3 separate regions of the Homo sapiens genome follow, and all the other regions are linked to region 1. The links are chromatin contacts, found by Hi-C or POLR2A ChIA-PET in ENCODE. All regions are on one chromosome and are shown on one strand. The core of a region is the stretch at or near the end of the contact, and the rest is flanking DNA. Distances in the headings are between cores, read along the strand shown. Region 1 holds the start of GPR132 (G protein-coupled receptor 132). Region 2 holds the start of LINC02280 (long intergenic non-protein coding RNA 2280). Region 3 holds the start of INF2 (inverted formin 2).

Region 1 (4,279 bases), core at 1,312-3,811:
ATGCAAGGTAGCCCTTGGGAACTTCTGCTCCAGATGCACCAGGTGGGGAAGGCCAGAGCTGGCCATTCAGGGTTTTTTAGGGCCAGACAAGAGCAAGGCCCTGTGTCTGCCCGGGAGGTAGAGCAGACCACACTGGCCCCATGCACAGGGGCTCTTTGGGTCCCTCGTCCCATCTTTCCAGCTCCTTCCAACTTTGCCCCCTGGACATTTCTTGCTCTGACCCTCCCTTCCCTTATTCCTGGCCTTGTCTCCCCCTGGGCCCAGGCCTTCCCAGACTGACTGGACAAATTAGCAAGCAATCACCAGCTTTGGCTTCTGCAGGGTCCAGACAGGCCAGGAGAACGGCTGGTGAACCCACCGGACAGCAGGGCGGTTTCTGGTGCACACATCGGGATGTGAAGTTGTACCCCATGTCTGCAGCTTGGACCTCACCACTGCTGTGTCTGGGCCGCAGGGAGCTGTTCTGGCACGTGACTCAGCCGTGGGATGTTCGGGTGACTTCCTGTCTGAAACCTGCTCTCCTGTTGGTGAGGGATTCTCTGGGTATGAATCGCTTTGCTGGGGTCAGAGCAGGGAGAGCCATCTCCCTGACGGGCTTCTCAGAGACAACACCCCAGGTGCCGCACAGCCCGGGGCAGCCTCCACTGGTCCCGAAGGCCCGGTGGGAATAGGCAGGGCCAGTCCACACCCCCAGGCTGTCAGTGTTTGGACTCCCAGGCTCCTGCCTGCCCTCCACCCCAGCCTGGCTTCTCCACCTGGCAGGGGCAGGGGAGCCGGTACACGGCTGCCAACCCCCCAGTTCATACCCACAGCTCCTGCCACCCAAGGGACCCAACTTTCCTTTCCCAGACCCCAGTGAAGGACCCAAAGAGAGGATTCAACTGACCTCACTTGAATCGGCTATTCCCGGACTGCCTGGCAAAGGCCAGAAGGCATGGAGGGTGACAATGGCCTGAGCCGGGTCCGCATGTCACTCCTGGACCCCTCACCGGGGGCGCAGAGGAGGCCTGGTGAACGTGACAGACCACCCAGTGGGGCGCAGGACGGGGCAGGTCCTAGGAGGCTGCTGGGGCCAGCGACAGGAACCCACAGCTGTCCCTGGCCATCACCCCCACTGGCCTGATGTGGGCTTCGTCTATTGCTGCTCCGAGGGTGGGGCTGCCCTGGCCCAAAGACCCGGGAGGCCAGTGACCCCATGAGCAGTGGCCTGTGGAGGCGTGTGTTTGCACCAGATCCCCTAGAGGATCACTGTCCCCTGGGCAAGTGTTTCTGGAAAGCCAAGGTAGGCCCTGCCCTGAGACCTGCGCCTCCCCGCCAGGGCAATGGGAAAGCCCAGCTTTCCAGGGACTCCACTGCCACCCACACAAAACCCTCTGAAATCGCTGTTCGGAGGCAGCCTCCAGCCATGCGGCCCTGCAGCAGGGGGCAGCTGTGATCCACGTGTCTGGGGGAAAGTGTAGACTGGGGGCTCGGCCTCCACCGGCCTCTCCTGGCCGTGGGTGTACCCACCCAGGATGGCGGCTTCTTCGCTCAGTGACCGTCCCTGCTGCGGTGCTGGGCAGTGTCGCTTGGAGACATTTGTGGTCCCCAGCTCCTTCCCTCAGCCCGGCCCTGTCCCCACTGCTGAAAGAGCCTGGCTTGGATGGAGCTTGGCAGGCTCGGGAGTGGGCACCAGGGTGGGTCTGTGCCCTGAAACTCAGAAGCAGCCTGGAGGTGAGTGGAGTTGTAGGTGCTGTCCACAGCCAGCTGGCTTTGTCCAAGGAAACTGGGCCCATCATGGCCGGAAGCCCCACAGTGAGGGGGACTGTCCCAGGCAACCCTGCCTGCCCACCCTCCAGTTCCCACAGGGCCCCTCACAGAGAAGCCCACCCGCAGGGCTCCTGGGCCAGGCCAGGCTTGGTTCTGGATGCAGGAGGGGTTGAGGTAGGGCTGGGGGAGGAATGTGGAGTGTGCAGTAGGCTGTTCTTCCCACACGGCCCTGCCCCATGTAGGAAGAGGGAGGCGGGGAGGGGAGGGTGCTTGTGTGCAGTGGCTGTGCCGAGCCTTCCAGGACATGCAGGTGCCATCCTGGTCCCGGGGCTGCAGTGGGCGCACTCAGCCTCTCTACTCCTGGCACCCCGGACAGGGACTCCTGGGAGGACACAGCCTCTGGGAAGTCACCCTGCTCCGTGCTTGCCTGGCCCGAGAGTGGGCAACACCAGGCCTGAGCTGCAGAGGAGCTGGATTTTGTCTTTCCAGGACCCCTCCCTGCAGCCTTTCCAGGACCCCTGTCCTGCCTTGCCTGTCTGGGGACACACGGACAGCCGCTGTGCCGCGCCAGGCCCCAGCACCTGCCTGGGAGCTCCTGAGTGAGTGGAGCCTGGCTCTGAGTGCTGCTATTGCTAAAAGAGGTAAGACTGGGGTTTCCTGCCACTCCCTCCCTCAGGAAGGTGACGAGGCCATGCTGTCATCACCAGTAAGATACCCCAGCCCGGTTGGCTAACCCCTAGCTCAGCCCTGTTTGTGGTTAGGGGAGTTCTAGACAGAACATAATTAGACCCCTGCTACTTCCTGAAACCTCAGCTAGGACTGCAGGGAGGGGTGCGAGGCTAGCCACGCAGGCGGGGCCCTGGGTAAGTCGCTGGGCTCTGCGTGCTGGGGAGTGGGCCTGGGGGGCCAGGCTCTGGGATGGGGCTGGGGGCTGGGAGCTGGAGGCGGGCAGAGGGGGATCTGAAGGCAAAGGTGATTTGTTGGTAAAGATGGAGGCTTTGTTGAGGGTTCTTAATCTGGGGTCCCTCCCGAGAGAACCCAGGACCCCCAGTGACCACAGATGTGATGGGGCCGGAGGATTTGGGGGAGAGGGACAACAGTTTCCATTGTATCTTTGTCACCGCCACCTTCCTGGAGACTTTCTTCTGGAAAAGGCTTCCCTGGCTACTGGTCCAGATGGGGGTGAGTCAGGGGGCTGGACTTTGTCCCTGGAATCTCTCCTTGGCCACTTGCTTCCGTGATTGGTCGGGGGGCACTGAAGGGCTGGGCTTCTCTCTGTGGGGCCTGTGCTGCTTGTGGGGTTACACAGAGGGAAAAGCAGGGCAGTGGGGGCTGTGCTGCGGTGAGTGGCAGTTGGCCCAGTCACGTGACAAGATCCTGGAGCTGGGCAGGTCACCGGCCTTTGGAGTGGCGTTCGGCGCACCAGGCACAGCGGGGCGGGGGGCCCAATACCTTCTGTCAAGTGCATGACGTGGGTCTGTACCACTGCAAGGGACTGGGACTGACCACTGAAGACTGGCCAGTTGGGCTGAGCACAAAATGATATTTCAGGAGATTGGCCAGGCCGAGGTGGGAGAGCAGAGGCTCCTGGAAGAAGATGAGGATAGGGGCTGGGCACGGTGGTTCATGCCTGTAATCCCAGCACTTTGGGAGGCCGAGGTGGGCGGATCACTTGAGGTCAGGAGTTTGAGACCAGCCTGACCAACATGGTGATACCCTGTCTCTACTAAAAATACAAAAATTAGCCGGGCGTGTTGGCACACGTCTGTAATCCCAGCTACTTGGGAGGCCGAGGCAGGAGAATCGCTTGAACCTGAGAGGCGGAGCTTGCAGTGAGCCGAGATCGCGCCATTGCACTCTAGCCTGGGCAACACTATCAAATTGGGAAAAATAAGAAAGTTGACAATGGGCTTTGGATGGGTGTGGTGGAGCAGGGAGGTTGGAGCTGGTGACTCCACATTTCCCTCCCTAGGGTTTGTCTCAAACGTGACGGCAGAAAAGAGGTCATAGGTTTGCCTGGTGCCAAAGCAGGTGGGAGTAAAAGACGGAAATGGCTAGGAATGGCCAGCAACCGTGAAACAGCTTAGAAATTACAGGCAATCCAGCCAGGTGCGGTGGCTTACGCCTGTAATCCCAGCACTTTGGGAGGCCAAGGCAGGTGGATCACCTGAGGTCAGGAGTTCGAGACCAGCGTAACCAATATGGTGAAACCCTGTCTCTACTAAAAATACAAAATTAGCCGGGCGTGGTGGCACACGCCTGTAATCCCATTTACTTGGGAGGCTGAGGCAGGAGACTCACTTGAACCCAGGAGGTGGAGGTTGTGGTGAGCCGAGATCGTGCCATTGCACTCCAGCCTGGGCAACGAGAGCGAAACTCTGTCTCAAAAAAAAAAAGAAAGAAAGAAATTACAGATAGTCCACAAGACAGACCTCAGCAGCCTGAGGAGCTGTTTTTGACAAATGGGCTGGAATGAGGAACTGCTCCCTGCACATGGCAGGGGCCAGGGCTCCTTCTCTGTCCTTTTGTG
Region 2 (4,279 bases), core at 740-3,239, 400 kb after region 1:
ACTCCATCTCAGAAAAAAACAAAAACAAAAAAGAACCCTTTAAAATGCAGGTGAGTGTCTTTTGCCCCAGCAACACCAATCCTGGGTCTTTACCTCAAGATAGCACCTTAAAGGTGCTCAAAGACCAAGCTATCAGGATATTTGTGGCCCTACTGTTTAGAATTCTGAAAGAATAACCCCAGAAGTGGTTAATTTCCAACAATACATGGATTTGTTGAACACAAATTGGCTTATGCACACAGCATAATGTGCAGTCATTTAAAATATTGTGTCAGAGTTAGTGGAAACACGGTCAGGTTTTGTCACTGACAGATGTAAGTGGCATTCACGGCGGCCTGCGTTGTGTGGTTGGCATTGCGTGTGTGTCACACGCGTGGAGGCGTCTGGACAGGTGGAAAGTACCTGCAATCACAGCAACTGGCCTCGGGCAGCGGCCGTTGGTTGTTCAGAATTCTTTCGGCTTGCCTGTATTTTCTGGTGTCTTAAAACAATGACTATGTATTTTTTTGTGGCCATGTATTTTTGAGATACAGTTTTTTTTTTTTTTTTTTTTTTTTGAGACAGAGTCTTGCTCTGTCGCCCAGGCTGGAATGCAGTGGTACAATCTTGACTCACTGCAACCTCCACCTCCCGGGTTCAAGCGATTCTCCTGCCTCAACCTCCTGAGTAGCTGGGACTACAGGTGCCTGCCACCACACCCGGCTAATTTTTGTATTTTTAGTAGAGACGGGTTTCACCATTTTGGCCAGGCTGGTCTCGAACTCCTGACCTCAAATGATCCACCCACCTTGGCCTCCCAAAGTGCTGGGATTACAGGCATGAGTCACCGCGCCTGGCCTGAGATACAGTTTACCCAGAGTAAAATGCATAGAACTAAAGTGTATGAGTTTTGACAAATAAAGAGGTCCGTGGAGCCCTCACCCAGAACAAGACTGGGGGCACTGCACCACCTCAGAGGGTCCTGGCCTTCTGTAGTCTACAGTGTATTGTGGGTAACACAAGTTAATCAGAAACGTAAATTCTCAGCTGGCAGAGAGAAGCTGTGTATAAGCCTGGGCTCTCCGATTAGATCGTTCTCACCAGGGTGCTCTGCAGCCAGGGGGTGCCGGGGAAGATGCCCTGCAGGTGCCCTCTGCCCGGCCCTGGGGGAGGAGGGAGGCCCTGCTGCAGGGGAGCTGGGAGCCACTGTGGCCGCCATGGAGGCTGCCACTCTCCCAGCTCCAGTGTCACCTCGGCGGGTGGGGGCTGGTTGTGGGGACAAAAGGCCTTTGTACTCGGGACAGCCTCAGCCCTACTGTAGGGATGGGAGGAGAGAACGGCCACATTCCGAGGTTGGGGGAGGTCACTGGACACAAGGCCTTTCTTTCTGAGCTGCTAGTGCATGTCGGCCTGGCTGGGGACCCCGCTGGGGCCTCTGTGGCCGCTGAGGGCAATTCCAACCAGCTTCATGGGCAGTGGCTGGTGGGGCTGGGGGTGACTCCTGCTCTGGGGCTAGAGAGAGGGGCTCAGTCTCGGGAAGAGGGGTAGGGGCGGTGTGTGCGACTCAGCCACCCTCTGATGCTGAGGCCTGCCACCAGCCCGGTGCCAGCCCTCGGGGACGGTGCCACGCCAGGGCCTGCGGAGTGGTGGTGGAGCTCCCTGGTGGTGGAGGGTTGCCCACATCCTTCTCCTCTTCCTTTCCCTGGTCTACACCTCCCCAAGGTGTGAAAAAGCCCAGGCCCTCTCTACAGCCTGCAGGCAGCGCCATGCCCGGGGAGGGTGCAGTTTGAGGAGGGGAGGGGCCGCCTCGGGATGTTTCCATTCAGAACTGGGACCTGTGGGCCACCAGAGAACCTAAAAGCAAACATGTCTGGCCAGCGACGGGATTAACTCTCAGACTGCAAAATCAAAACACTTCCTGTTAGTGTGAGCTCACTCAGTTATTTAGGCGAAAGCACACTGCCTTCCTGAGCTGGGAGAGTTTGTCTCTCCCCGCCCTGGGGTCCCTCCTGGATCTTCCTGCCTTGACAGCCCCACAGAAAATGCTAAGAGCCCAGGAAGGTTGTGAAGGGTGTGTGTGTGTTTGTGTGTGTGTCTGTGTGCTGTGTGTGTCTGTGTGTGTTTGTGTGTGTCTGTGTGTTTGTGTGTGTGTATGTGTGTGTCTGTGTTTGTGTGTGTTGTCTGTGTCTGTGTGTCTGTGTGTCTGTGTGTCTGTGTGTCTGTGTGTGTGTCTTGTGTCTGTGTGTTTGTGTGTGTGTCTGTGTGTTTGTGTGTCTGTGTGTTTGTGTGTGTGTTTGCATCTGTGTGTTTGTGTGTCTGTGTGTGTGTGTGTTTGTGTTTGTGTGTCTGTGTGTGTTTGTGTGTCTGTGTGTGTTTGCATCTGTGTGTGTGTGTGGGTTTGTGTGTGTCTGTGTGTTTCTGTGTGTCTGTGTGTGTGTGTCTGTGTGTGTGTGTTTGCATCTGTGTGTTTGTGTGTGTGTGGGTTTGTGTGTGTCTGTGTGTTTGTGTGTGTCTGTGTGTGTGTCTGTGTTTGTGTGTGTTTCTGTGTGTCTGTGTGTTTGTGTCGGTGTGTGTCTCTGTGTGTGTTTGTGTGTGTATGTGTATTGGGAGGACAGTGGTCCCAGCTCCTCAGGGGCATCAGGCTCTGTAGCAGGGCCCACCGTCTCGGCAGGAGGGTGCAATGGCCTCACCCACACTGTCCAGGCAGTTCTCTTGGGACCCCTTTTAGCCAGCACAGGTGCCTTCTCCCTCGGCAGGAGGGTGCGATGGTCTCACCCACACGGTCCAGGCGGGTCTCTTGGGTCTCCTTTTCCAGCACAGGTGCCTTCTCCCTAGGTAAGACATTATCCATCATGGTGGTGTTTCAGATGGCAGCGCAGGGAGTGGAGATTTTGGGGCCGCAGTCTTCCCCAGCCCAAGGTGCCCCAGGGCCTGCCCTGGGATGCGGGTTCCTGCCAGAAGTGCCTTTTGCTGCGTGGAATCATGGGGAATGTGGGGTCCTCCCCAGTCAACCTGGGGAGCCCTAGCAGGGAGGTGAAGATGGGTTTAGGGGATCATAAAAAGCAAAAACCAAACCAGATCCCAGTAGAAATCTCCGGGGGAGTTGGGGTCATCTCGAACCAAGGGGAGGGAGGAGAGGGGCTGCAGGTGGGGTGGGGGGTAGTGAGAGGGGAAGAGGGTGAAGCTCTGCTCACAGGAGTCGCCCGTTGCCCAGGCTTTGTGTGCTGGGCACACAGATGCCAGCAGGTGGAAGCTGAGCATGGAGGAGGTTCTCATCAGCTCACCCGCCCTCCTCCAAGCCCCAGGCTGGCCTGGGCTACGTAGGGAGCCCTTGGGGTCAAAAGCACATCCAACCCCTATAACCTTCCCCAAGGGCGTGGACACCTGTAGGAAGGGAGGGAGATCAATTACCTTGGTTCAGATCACAGGTTTTTTTTTTTTTTTTTTCTAAAAATCAGGAAACGGCAAAGATGTAATGACCACACTCAGGTGTAAACTCTGTAGCCGGGTTTCTAAACTAGAACCTACTGATCGTGGGATAAAAATCAGGAAACGGTGAAGATGTAATAACCACACTCAGGTGTAAACTCTGCAGCCGGATTTCTAAACTAGAAGCTACTGATCATGGGATAAAAATCAGGAAACGGTGAAGATGTAATCACCACACTCAGGTGTAAACTCTGCAGCCGGGTTCTAAACTAGAACCTACTGATCATGGGATTCAGGTGTCCCTGAACTTGGATGGAAAAACGTTGCATCTTTACTTTCACCAGCCTCTAGGCTAAAGTGAGTGTTCCTCAATAGTGAATGTGGCCAAAGGACCTAGCGGTCTCCACAGAACCTGGGACTCCACCGTCAGCAAAGTCCTGTGTATTTTCCCATCGTGTTTCAGTTGCTTCGGCGTCTTGAAGCCTCATTTTTGTTCCTGCTTCAACACTGTTGGTCATGAGAGCTGCTGCTAGATCTGGATCAGTAGGTTTTTTTTAATCTGTTGCCCAGGCTGTAGTGCAGTGGTGCAATCTCGGTTCACTGCAACCTCCGCCTCCCAGGTTCAAGTGATTCTCCTGCCTCAGCCTCCCAAGTAGCTGGGAGTACAGGTGCACGCCACCACACCCAGCTGATTTTTGTATTTTTAGTAGAGATGGTGGCGGGGGGGGAGGGGTCTCACCATGTTGGCCAGCCTGGTCTTGAACCCCTGACCTCAGGTGATCCACCCGCCTCGGCCTCCCAAAGTGCTGAGATTACAGGCGTGAGCCACCATGCCTGGCCTGAATCAGTAGATTAACAAGAAATCCAATAA
Region 3 (4,279 bases), core at 1,299-3,798, 380 kb after region 1:
CTCACCCACTCACCCAGCACACAGACCCTGCCCAGGCTGGCGTGAATGGTGAGTGGACAGACCCGGCCTGAGGCTGGCCCTCGGGGACTGACATGAGCCCTCAGAGGGGCGACCCTAAGCAACCCCTGTGGTTCCTTATTTAATTACAGCTTAGAAAGGGCTGTGAGAGAGGACGGCCCCTCAGGAGAGGACAGGCACCACCGGTCTGCCCTGCTCTCCTGGCCTGGTGGTTGCCAGGGTATACCGGCACTGGGCTGGGGGGCAGCTGTGTGAGCAGACCTCACCCCAGCTCAGGACCCAGGCTGTCTGGGTGCTCAGAGGCAGACCAGGCAGGACTCTCCCTCCTAGGGTGAGGCTGGCAGGAGTGGAAGCCTCTCTAACAGGGGGCCAGGTGGTTGGACCCTGCTCACCCCTCCAGCGACGGGGAGCCCGTGCCCCTGCCCTCTCTCCTTCCCACCGTTGGTAGAACTTAGTCTTTGACTTTAGGTGTCCACTAGGCCTGGGTCTGCTGTGGCCCCTGGGGACCACCCTCCAGAGACTGGCTCCTATGTGGCCTCCACCTCCCGGCCTTCCCGTCCACCATCCTGAAAACAGAGGTGGGTGTGCCTTCTCCAATGTAATGTGTCCACTGGGCCATGAACCACACACCTATCAGACACCTGCTGTTTGCAAGATGGAGGTAGGGGAGGGGCTGGCAGCAGGGAGTCAGGTCTCATTCCTGACTACAGGGAAATTTGACCTCCAGGCACCAGCAAAAAGCCAGGGGCTTGAGCTTACTTCACTGTCCCCGTCCAGAGCTGGGCCAGCTGCGTCCTGCCCCACACCCACAGGCAGCACCGCATCACTTTCCAGTCACCACCCACCCCTCCCGCAGCCTGCATGAACCGCATAACTTTTCCAACCCAGGAAGTAACTGCACTTTGATGGAAGGCGCAGAGTCTATTTCAGGTAGGAGCTTCCACGTCCCCACATGTGCGGTGTGTGTCATTCGCTTGACAGCCGTCAGCTCCTCCACAAAGTGGGCGCTCACCTGAAGGTTAACTCAGGAGCCCTGGCTGTGGAGGCTACAGTCGCACCTGGCCACTTGGTCCGTCCCCACTAGCGACATCCCCTTTGCCGGGCTGCAGGGCCCATGACAGTCCAGGGATGGGAGGGCAGGGCCTGGGCAGGGCCCACTGCACCAACCTGGCTTTTAGAACAGAAAATTGCTGCTGCCCTGGTAGGGGTGGGAGCAGTGTGAGGTCTCAGACCCCAGGCCTGGAACCCAATGCTACTATTTGCTGCACTGGGGGCTGAGCACCGACACCCCAAAAGCCCCTGGCTGGGTGGCACCCTCGGGGTCTGAGGCACTGCTCTGGGACCCCACCTTCCCAGTGCAGGGCGGCAGGGAGCAGGTCCCAGCCTGAGCTGCTGTCCCACCCTTCAGAGTGCAGATGTGGAAACTGAGGCCGGAAGAGGGCGAGTATCCTGCTCCATTCCAGTGCCAGACGGAGGGGCAGGGCTGGCAGTAAGGGAATTTCCTACGTCCAGCGCCTTCTGGGTGTGCCTGACCTCTGGCCCGGTTCCTGGGTTCCTGGTTCCCTGCCTGGGCAGGGTCTCTGCCTCTCTGCCTCCTGGTGTGTCCAGCTGGAGTGGGCAGTAATGCTGTGGTCACAGCTGAGCTGCGGGAGCCCTGGGTGGGGAGCTTGAGCCCCAGAAGGCCCAGACAGACAGACCACCCCCCACGCCTGTGCTCCCCAGGGGGCATTGGGGACGGTCAGGGACACAGCTGGTCACCCCGCCTTCCCCTCCTTAGTCATGGTCACTCCTGGGGCGACTCCCCAGTTAGAGGGTTGACGGGTGGGTCTGGGGGCGTACAGGGATTGGATCCTACCCCACCCAAAAGGAACAGAGAGCTGTGATGGAGGCTGATTCCCCTAAGCCTGCCAGCGGTTGCGGGGTGGGAAGGGCTCCCTGTGCGCCCACCTGCGCGTGGGCAGCTGGAAGCCAAGCAGTCAGGGTGGGGCCGCAGGCCGGCGCGCACCTCGGGGTGCCACCCGGGCGGCGGACCCGAAGTTGAAGTTTATTTTCCCAACTGTGGCTGATTCATGGTCAGGATGTGGCAGCCGCGAGGCGCGGAAATCCCGCCTGCCCTGGGAGTAGGCCCGGCCGACCCTGGGCCCACCACTCTGCGGCCAGTGCGCGCTCGGGCGGTGCCTCGGCGCGGAGGACCATAGTCCCGAGCGGGGCGCGCGGAGCCGGGGGGGCCAGGGGCGCCCTGGGGTCCCCGCCCGGGAACTGTACCCTGCGCCGCCGGACCGCCCGCCGCCACCTGGGCACACACGCCGCAGCCCGGAACCTCGCTCCTGGACCCAAGCACGCCCCTGCCTCCTCCCGGACTCAGTTTCCCCTGAAGCTCCAAGCGGACCCCGAGGCCAAGGACTTACCCGGTGAGGCAACGGCCAGAGGGCGGTGGTGCGGCCGGCGCTCCGTCCGGGGCCGGGTCAGGGGCTGCGGGCAGCCGGCGCCCACTGCCGCGCTCCGCAAGGCTCGGACGGTGGCTCCTGGCGGGCGCGGGGCGGGCGGGGCGGGCGGGAGGAAGAGGAGGTGCCGCCCCGCCCGTCAGCGGCCACGTGGGGAGCGAGCGCGGGCCGGGGGCGGGGCCTGGGGGGGGAGGTGGGTGGCTGGGGGTGGCCCCGCCCACTGTGGCCGGTCCCTGAGGGCGCTTTAAGGGGTCTCCCCACTCCCGTGAATAACCTGGCCGCCCCCTCGCGGTCCCTGCTGGCCTGGCTCCTGGTGGGCGGAGATGGGGGTGGGACGCGCAGATCGGGGCCGTCTCCCGCCTCAGCCCCCACTGTCCGCCCCGTCCCTGCCCTCCACCGCCTCCCGTCCACCTACACCCCTATCCTCCGGTGGGACTGGCCTCCCAGGCGCCGCTCACCTCTCTCTGCCCCGGCCCGGGACTCCCGTTCCAGCCAGCCGGATCCGGAGTCCCCGCGTTCGGGGATCCCTCAGCAGAGATGGCTCTTCCCAGGCTTTGGGGAGAGAGAGCCTACCCATCAACCAGGCCACCCATGTGGCCTCCTCTCCGCAGCCCTGCCTGACCCCCTTCCACCCTTGATGGGGTCTCGGCGGTCTTGGGCAGCCGCACTTCGCCGGTTGGTGGAGACAGCTGCATGAGGGCCGCGGAGGTGTCGCAATGGGGTGGGTTTTCTCTGCCACCCCTCTGCTGTCCGGCCTCATCTGTCTCCTAGATTGAGGGGGGCACCCATCCCCCCACCGCCGACATTGACCAGCATGGGGCGTGCCCATAGTCGGCTCTGAAAGCCAGCCTGGTTGGATGAGAGCCAGACCCCAGCTCTGGAAGTCCCTTCTGACGTCTGACCCTCAGTCAGAGCTGCAGGAAGCAGCGCACCAGGCCTGGGGTTTGGGGGCCACTGGCAGCTAGAGGGAGGGCAGAGGAAGGCAGGCCTGGGGGAGCCCCCGTGTGACATGTGACAGAGCAGACACAACCCCTGCCCTGAGAACCGGCGCCAGCACTCCCTGTGCGGCCTCAGGCTCGGATATGACTCTGTGGAGCCTCAGTTTCCCCATCTGTAAAATAGAATAAGTACCCGTAAGGGCTGTATGAGGGTCAAGAACATGCGGATAAAGTGTCTCCACTCGGAGTCCTGACATCTCTCTCCGGAGGGCCTGCTGTGTGGGCCGTGGCGGCCAGGGCTCAGGGTGAGGGCGAGGGGAGAGAAAAGGGCTCCTGAATGGCTTCCCAGCCCCGATGCAGCTTCTGCTTTGAGGCCAGCTGCGTGTCCTTTGGCTTTGGTGTGCCTCCGCTCCGGTGGGGATAAGCGCCGAATTGCAGGCTGCGTCTGTCTGCTCCCTGTGCGGACCTTGCCCTGCCCAGCAGCCCCAGCCCCGGAAGTTTGCTGGCTCAGCCCCAGTGCAGGAGCAGCTGCAGGCCACAGCCCCGGGTGTGCCTGAGGAGCCAGCCAAGGCAGGCGCTCACTGGACACCCTCCAACCTGGGCGGCCGCTGCTCCTAGACAGGCACTCTGCAATTCTTGGAATGCACCTGGAAGGCCGGCCTCCGGCCCTCCACACCGGGCTCCAGGGCCCCTTCCAGAGCAGAAGGCCTTCCTGCCCTCCCTCAAGCTGGGCTTTGGGTCTCCTGGTGCACTCCTGGACCCGAACATTGGTGCCTGCCCTGGTACCACCCCACCCTGGAGGGCACGGGCGGGGCTGACTCATCTGCGTTGGGAGCTGATGCCTGGCAGCGGTGCTGGGCAGTGGGTGTGTTTGTTGAT

Evidence for each region. A loop is a pair of places that touch in the nucleus more often than their neighbours do. ChIA-PET counts read pairs that join two places held with the same protein, here RNA polymerase II (POLR2A). Pooled maps may share reads with other maps.
Region 2: a loop to region 1 is called in a map with no recorded cell type, with 6 times the contacts of the local background. The contact joins the promoter of LINC02280 here to the promoter of GPR132 in region 1. A Hi-C loop is called at or near these places in 8 of 37 single-sample maps with no recorded cell type and 10 of 50 pooled maps. POLR2A ChIA-PET finds 5 or more read pairs at or near these places in 3 of 52 experiments (CD8-positive, alpha-beta memory T cell, GM10248 and activated B cell).
Region 3: a loop to region 1 is called in a pooled map, with 2.7 times the contacts of the local background. The contact joins the promoter of INF2 here to the promoter of GPR132 in region 1. A Hi-C loop is called at or near these places in 5 of 37 single-sample maps with no recorded cell type and 9 of 50 pooled maps. POLR2A ChIA-PET finds 5 or more read pairs at or near these places in 1 of 52 experiments (activated T-cell).

Annotation. Positions count from the first base shown.
Region 1 is chr14:105,063,712-105,067,990 of GRCh38, reverse strand. GPR132 (G protein-coupled receptor 132) reads left to right here and starts at 2,561. Exons shown (of 4, transcript NM_013345.4): 1 at 2,561-2,612. RefSeq lists enhancers at 1,413-1,482, 1,693-1,862, 1,538-2,055, 3,733-3,872, 3,983-4,082.
Region 2 is chr14:104,663,268-104,667,546 of GRCh38, reverse strand. LINC02280 (long intergenic non-protein coding RNA 2280) reads left to right here and starts at 1,989. Exons shown (of 2, transcript NR_135293.1): 1 at 1,989-2,814; 2 at 3,438-4,279. RefSeq lists an enhancer at 1,297-2,059.
Region 3 is chr14:104,687,887-104,692,165 of GRCh38, reverse strand. It overlaps INF2 (inverted formin 2), which reads right to left and starts at 2,548. Exons shown (of 23, transcript NM_022489.4): 1 at 2,427-2,548. RefSeq lists silencers at 2,035-2,084, 2,175-2,414, 2,435-2,524, 2,625-2,884 and enhancers at 2,577-3,566, 3,567-4,279.